Regions from separate parts of the Homo sapiens genome. Here region 2 is linked to region 1. Evidence: chromatin contacts called from ENCODE Hi-C or POLR2A ChIA-PET data. All regions are on one chromosome and are shown on one strand. The core of a region is the stretch at or near the end of the contact, and the rest is flanking DNA. Distances in the headings are between cores, read along the strand shown.

Evidence for each region. A loop is a pair of places that touch in the nucleus more often than their neighbours do. ChIA-PET counts read pairs that join two places held with the same protein, here RNA polymerase II (POLR2A). Pooled maps may share reads with other maps.
Region 2: a map of mammary epithelial cell shows a loop between it and region 1 (8-fold over the local background). The contact joins two enhancer-like sites. A Hi-C loop is called at or near these places in 3 of 168 maps with a recorded cell type or tissue (PC-9, heart left ventricle and mammary epithelial cell) and 4 of 50 pooled maps. POLR2A ChIA-PET finds 5 or more read pairs at or near these places in 6 of 52 experiments (CD4-positive, alpha-beta T cell, H1, MCF 10A and 3 more).

The regions. Positions count from the first base shown.
Region 1 is chr2:226,134,997-226,138,533 of GRCh38, reverse strand. No RefSeq gene overlaps it. Among named protein-coding and RNA genes, the nearest start is that of MIR5702, 520 kb to the left of the region's middle. Within about 2 kb of position 1,598, at least 7 of the 41 ENCODE cell types and tissues checked have a DNase peak (open chromatin) inside an H3K27ac peak, as active enhancers do; they include PC-9 and mammary epithelial cell, where a contact is called at or near this core.
Region 2 is chr2:226,183,922-226,187,411 of GRCh38, reverse strand. No RefSeq gene overlaps it. Among named protein-coding and RNA genes, the nearest start is that of MIR5702, 470 kb to the left of the region's middle. Within about 2 kb of position 1,496, at least 10 of the 41 ENCODE cell types and tissues checked have a DNase peak (open chromatin) inside an H3K27ac peak, as active enhancers do; they include PC-9 and mammary epithelial cell, where a contact is called at or near this core.

The sequences.
Region 1 (3,537 bases), core at 349-2,848:
TGTCTCTACTAAAAAAGTACAAAATTAGCCAGGCATGGTGGCACATGCCTGTAATCCCATCTATACGGGAGGCTAAGGCAGGAGAATCATTTGAACCCGGGAGGCAGAGGTTGCAGTGAGCCAAGATTGCGCCATTGCACTCCAGCATGGGCAACAAGAGCAAAACTCCATCTCAAGAAAAAAGGAAAAAAAAAAGTTAAAATGATAAATTCTAATTCTCTTTTACTAGAATAAAAACAATGTTTTAAAATTAAGAATTGAAAAAAATTAAAATAATGAATAGAGTGTAAAGCAATTATGGTATTTAAAAATTTGCATATGTCAATTATTAAGTGAAAAGAACACAGCTTTCAATGGGCCTATATGTTGAATATAAATATTTTACCATTTTCTCCTGTCTTAGACCATTTACTGGATCTTGAAATTTTCATTGTTAAAGTTAAGGTAAAAAAAAAAAAAGTAATATGAAGCAAAAATACATAAATTTAATTAAAGAAAATAAATATGTGAGACTGTGACATACAGGAGAGCAACAAGAAAACCCAGCCTCAGCCACATGTTCCAGAAGAGCCTCCAATCTGTGCAGGCTCCTGAACTGGCCACCCTGATCACCCACTACTTTCTACCAGGCGGGCTCTTTTCCCAGTTCTATTTTAGAAAAGAATTAGATGTCTAGACACCTTCTTACATTCCTGTTACCAAAACAAGTTGAGAGATGTTTACATATTTTTAAATGCTAGAGACTACAGATAGAGAGCCTTCTCTGCCCACACCTGTGGTCAGTGGGCAACCTGGAACATGATCCCTCATCACTGCTCCCTGCTACTCATAACCTTGTGTACTGATCTTTGTTTGAGCATGAATTGGACCTGTGACTCGCTCCAAATTAAAACAATGCAGCAATATTGATGACATCATCAACCTTAAAAGATGAGATTTGGGAAATATGACTAAGTATAAAGTTTATTTGAGTGCAGAGCTTAAGAGTAGCCACCTGGGAAACACAGACTCCAAAAGAATGGGTCAGCATTCCAAGGTGGGGAAAGTAAGGTTTCATTTATATAGGCGAAGACAGAGAAGCTTAACAAGGTTGCAGCATTTTTCAAAACAGGTTAGTACATGTGTTATAGTGATTTGATTGGTTACATTCGGAGGAAAACTGCCTTAACTTTCTGTAGGGAGGGGTAATGGTTTTGATGGGTCTTATCTCTGGTGCCGTTCAGCCTTTCCTAATCATTTACAGGGCAAGAATGAGGAAGAGATATGATCTATAATCAGAAAAGCAGAACTTGCAGCTTCATGCTTTGTGACTCAGGCCACATAGCCACATTCCTCTTAAGGTTTAAAATAATTTAAAGTTCCAACAGCTTTAAGTTTGAATTATTTAATTTCACAGGATGAAACTAACAAGAATAGGCTACAAAATATGGTGAATTCTACCTTGAGTTTCCTTTCTCACTCTCTTGATGGCTCATTACAGTGGAAGCCAGCTGCCAAGTTGTGAGTTTCCCAGTGGAAAGACCTTAGTGGCCAGGCACCTGTATCTACCACCAACCGCCAGTGAGGAAGTGAGGCCTGCAAGTGGCCAGGAAAGTGAGCTTGTAAGTGGATCCTCCCTGCAGTGTCTGTTGATGTCTATGAAAGACCGTGAGCCACGGGCATCCGGTTGAGCCACATCAACACTCTTGACTCATAGAAAACATGAGATACAAAGTATTTGTTGTTTTAAGTCATGAAATTTTGGGAAATTATTTTTCACAGCAACAAACAACAAATATACACCTGGGTAGTGCATAACGGTGATTCCTAAGCAAAGCAGGATGAGAAACACCTTGCTTATCAAAAAGGTGCTAAGCAAAGATGGCTGGCAGTTCACCAAAAATCCATGGTGACCTTCCACAGTGTAGAATTGTTGCTGGAAGCAGCTGCCAGGACAAAGACTAGGATTTCCAGCTCCATCTTCACCTCTTCATTATTATTATTTTTTAAGATGGGATCTCACTCTGTTGCTCAGGCTGGAGTGCAGTGGCATGGTCATAGCTCACTGCAGCATCAAACTCCTAAGCTCAAGTGATCCTTTAGCCTAGCCTGAAGAGCTGGGACTCCAGGCATGTGCCACCATGCCCAGGTAATTTTCAAAAACGGTTTTGTAGAGATAGGGTCTTGCTATATTGCCCAGGCTGGTCTCAAATTCCCGGCCTCAAGCCATCCTCCTGCCTCAGCCTCCCAAAGTGCTGGGATTACAGGAGTGAACCACTATGTCCGGCCCATCTATTCACTTCTAGGTGCCATGTGACTGGTTTTCACTTACAATAACATGTGTGGGAATGATTGTGGCACTTCCAGGCCTAGGGGTTAAGCCACAGATGGGCCAGTCCTGCCCTCTTTTTTTTTTTTCCATGCCATGCTGGGTCCTGAATGACCAGAAAGAACAGTCCTGACTCACTCATAGAGGACAGGAGCATTTGCTCTGAACTATTGTGAACAGAACATCTATTCTGGGCAAGAAATTAACTTTTCATGGGTTAAGCCAGTGAAATATTGGGGGTTGGGTGTTTAGTTACAGCAGCTAGTGTCACTCTAAATAATACAGAAATTCAGGAGCATAGCTTGAAACACTGAGATGAGACACTCCTCATGGAGAGTGAGTGCACACATACTTAGCAATGTCTAGATGCCAAAGTCAGAAGTTTTTATATTTCAGAGCAAAGTCTTCCAGGTAGCTGTGGTCTCTAGGGCAAGGCACAGGGAGAAGATAATATGATATGGATTAGGGTTGGTCATATCCAGTATCATCACGTGCAGGAGGGAGAGGAGAAATGAAAAGCCTTGTGTGTGTGTTTTTTTTTCATCTCTGTTTCCTTACTACAAAACTCTTGTTAAGTATAGTAAATTGTAGGTGGTTTAGTATTTGAAACTAACTCACAGAAGACCAAAAGGAGAGAGAGGAGAGAGAGAGGTGGCAGGAAGAGAGAGAGAGAGAGAGAGAGACAGAGAGAGAGAAATTTTTTAGGGAGAAAGAAAAGTGAAGAAATGGAAAAGGAAAAGGGAGAAAAGGTCATACAGTTTTAGTAAATATTATTCTATTTTAGCAAGATTGAGCATTTTGTAAACTGTTTCTGGAAAACTGTAATTGGAGTTCTTAAATTGGGGTTCAAAAAAGGAGATCTGAAAATCTCAATATTTTCTACCAAATGTCGATATTTATACACACAGATTTTTTTTTCTGGAATTGATGATCCCCCTCCCCCAAGTTTAAGAACCATTTCTCTAAAGTGACTTTGGCCATATTATTTAGGGCATTTTGATTTAATCTTATTCTTGCCAACTTTTTGCCTCCTTAAAAGTTATTACCAAAGGAAAATTTTATAAAAGCCATATGAAGAATGTGTATTTAAAAGCAGGTTGTATGTGTTTGAACAATGCTTGTTCTGTCTGCCTCTACATTGCTTTCTTAGATTATAAACAGAAACCATGCCTTTTCCCCAGAAAAATTACTTTATCAGAATACCTAAAACCAGGTTCCTTGCAGGATAG
Region 2 (3,490 bases), core at 247-2,746, 49 kb before region 1:
AATGAGATCTAGTAGAAATTTTCATTCAAGTTGAATAGAAAACAGAAAAGTGAGTGTTCTATGGAAAGCAGAAGTCTGGCAATGATGGATTTGCCCTGTGAATGAAAGTCTAGGAATGTGTGTCCTTCCCACAGTTGGTTTATTAAGAAAGTCCTGCAAGTTAATATCACAGTATGTGTTTGAATACAGGTATAAATTTCTTGAGAGTCCACAAATCAACTATCAGTGGAAATCCTGATACCCACCAAATGATGTTTTTACATCTATGTATTCATCAATCTAATAATTTTCTAAGAGATAGCAGTGTGTCTATTCTATTGAGTAGAATACTATTGTTTTTCTTTTTTTTTTTTTTCTTTTTTCTTTTTTTGAGATGAATTCTCTCTCTGTCACCTAGGCTGGAGTGCAGTGGCACAATCCCGGCTCACTGCAACCTCTGCCTCCTGGGTTCAAGTGATTGTCCTACCTCAGACTCCCAAGTAGCTGGGAATACAGGCATGCATCACCACACCCAGCTAATTTTTGTATTTTTAGCAGAGACAGGGTTTCACCATGTTGGCCAGGCTGGTCTTGAGCTCAGGTGATCCTGACCTCAGGTGATCCGCCCTCCTCCGCCTCCCAAAGTGTTGGGATTACAGGCGTGAGCCACCGTGCCCAGGCTGTTTATCTTTTATTTGTAAATTTAGATATTTCTGAAGACAATATTAATTTACAGGGAAGTCATTATCCTTCTTCCTAGAATATGCCTGCATAAATCTATGGCATGAAATGCACACATTTCCGACAGGATTCTTTTAATAATACTCTCTCATTTTACAATATTCCCTGACACCATAGCATGACTGGATGAATTATTCTCCAGACATAGCCTAATTTCCAATAGTCATATTTCTTAAATATTTTTGAAATTATTTTTAATAGAAATTTGTAAGATTATCAAATTCAGTATTTTATTGATGGACAAAATTTTACCTGAATTGTCTTAAAAGTGCCACTTTTTATTTCTAAAAGCAACAGAAAATGAAAGGCATTCATTTTATAACTCCCTAGTGTGGATCCTTCTCCTGTTAACAAACTCAAATTTTTAGGAAGCTTCAATTCTTCCAATTCCACTTTAATGCCATTTTTTCTCTCATTCTGTTTTCGGAGGCAATGAAGAACAGCTGGTCACCATTCTCTGCAATAATAACCTTCATATAGTTGAAACCCAAATGGTTTTGGACATGGTACTTACAAAAACATCTCCTTGCAAATGATGTAGCCTATTTGGTATTTCCCCTGTAAACAGCTAGATTCCTTATAGCCAACCCTTCCAGCAACTATCAAATTTTAGCTCTGTTTAGTATAATGCAAGCATTTTCTGCTTTGTCTATTCAGGAATGTCTTCCTAGGAGGTTTCACAATAAAATTTATTGTGTTTCATTTATGACGTACAATGTAAGAAGAATGGAATGCTTTTCTGTTAGGATTTGCATTGATAATGAAAGGTTACTATAGTGCTGGTCTGCTTTGACCAAATTTGCCAAATTCTGAAGAGAATGCCAATTAGAAGGCTGTAATGCTTTTCACTGAAACAGACTGAGGCCAATACCTGGTGGTGGGGACCTGTCATTGTTGGCCAGACTCTATTTTTAATTGGGAGAGAAGGCAAATGCTAGATCAAACAGTGTTTACTAAGTGATACCAATAATTCCAAGTCATAGCCACACCCCAAAAAGCTGAGGAAGTGACTAAGTCCTTCTGAGGTCGTCTTTTCTATTAGTAGCAATGTAGCCAAAAGTCTGAAAACGCTCACATTTTGCTCTCTTTAGGAAAAGACAACATTGATTTTAGAGGTTTTTGTTATGGAGGCCAGGGGGATTTTTCCAGTGCAGCACAGAGAAATCTGGGTTTGGATTGGGAAGCCAGACATTTCTTGGCTTACATTTCCTACTTGAATGGGATTCGTTTGCCCCCTCCTCACCTCTCCCCAACCCCCAGGCAGCTAGAAGCCCCACCTCCTTGCTTGGACCATATGGGGAAGCTGGCTCGGTGGCTGTTATTCTACTGACTCCAAGTTCACGCAGCTGTTCATCCCCTGCTTAATGTACTGGTAATTACAGCAATGTGCTCTTCTCTTTCCAATCATGTAACTTTTACTAATGGAAAATGATTTGTTTTTAACAACTTCCATGCATTTCTTTCTCGTTTTAATAAGAAAGGGTGTCTTGTGGCATTGAGCTATTGAATTCTCTATAAAAAACAAAAGTCTCTATATGAGTTTCCAGCTCCATAGGAGGGCTCTGTGGGATTGGCCAAAGGTGGTGGGGAGACTTAAGTGAGTGTAACTAACTTGATATGAATAGGTCAGTTGGGAAACAAAGCAAGCTCATCGCCTTCTGATCATGGAGGTGGTGAAATAACATTTTTTAAAAATGTGAAACCGGGAAGGATCAGAAGTATGAATTGAGTTCTGCTTTCATGATCCAAACTCTATGTACTCTCAGAGAATTTTTAAAACAAATATCTGAAGAGGTTTTCACTTATTTTCATTCAATGTTTCAGAGCATGTAAATGTTCTCCTTTGATGAGAAATGTTGATGATTTGGGTTGGGTGGGGGTTGAAATGATTATAGCAAGTGCGTCTTTTGCTGTAGCCATGCTAAGCTACCAGGCACAGATCAAACAGGCATGTGGTCACATGATCGTTTTATTTGCAGATAAAATACAGACACCTTGGAATTTCCTTCCTTATATCCCCTAAATGGCACTGGAAATCACTCTAAAAGGATAATTTTTAAAGCAAAACTTTTCCAACTCATTAGAGGATTTCAGTTTTAGACTTTTATTTTAAATAAGTGGTTGAGTAGCAGTTGTAACAAAGAATGCCAAGTCACACCCTTGTGTGTGGATGGAAATACTGCTACACAACACACATAGCTAATTTTATCAGAAGGATGATAGCAAAAGGAATGTCTTCTCTACATGAAAACTCAAAAGTCAAGAGCATTGACGAGATGACAAACCATGATTGCGAAGCCTATTTGCCACATCTTGACATTTTAAAGATTCATATAATTCAAGATTTAGCTAAAATTGTAAAATACATATCCTGAGCTCAAAATTCTTTGATGTTAACATGTATCCATATCTTTTAAAGACATTAATTTTATTCCTTGTGCATTTCTTTTCTTCTATTCGTGGTTAATAATGACATGGCAGCCGGAAATCACCTATCTTCTCCTCAGCCCTTCTTATCTAGCTCCCTCCAGAAGTCTTGTTTTTTCTTAGAGATTTCTTTGGAAATGTTATTAAGCTAGAGTGAAGTAATTTTTAAAAACACACATTGAAACTTAGAACTGAATAATTTTTAAATATTTGTAATAACTTTAGCAAAACCATTGCTTTCCTCAAGAACCACAAGACCACACCAGCAGCAAAGAGGCACTATTGTTCCCCTGGAGTCTTGAGAAGCTCCTCGTGTGACAAACTCCAGCAAAGGGGGTCTGTG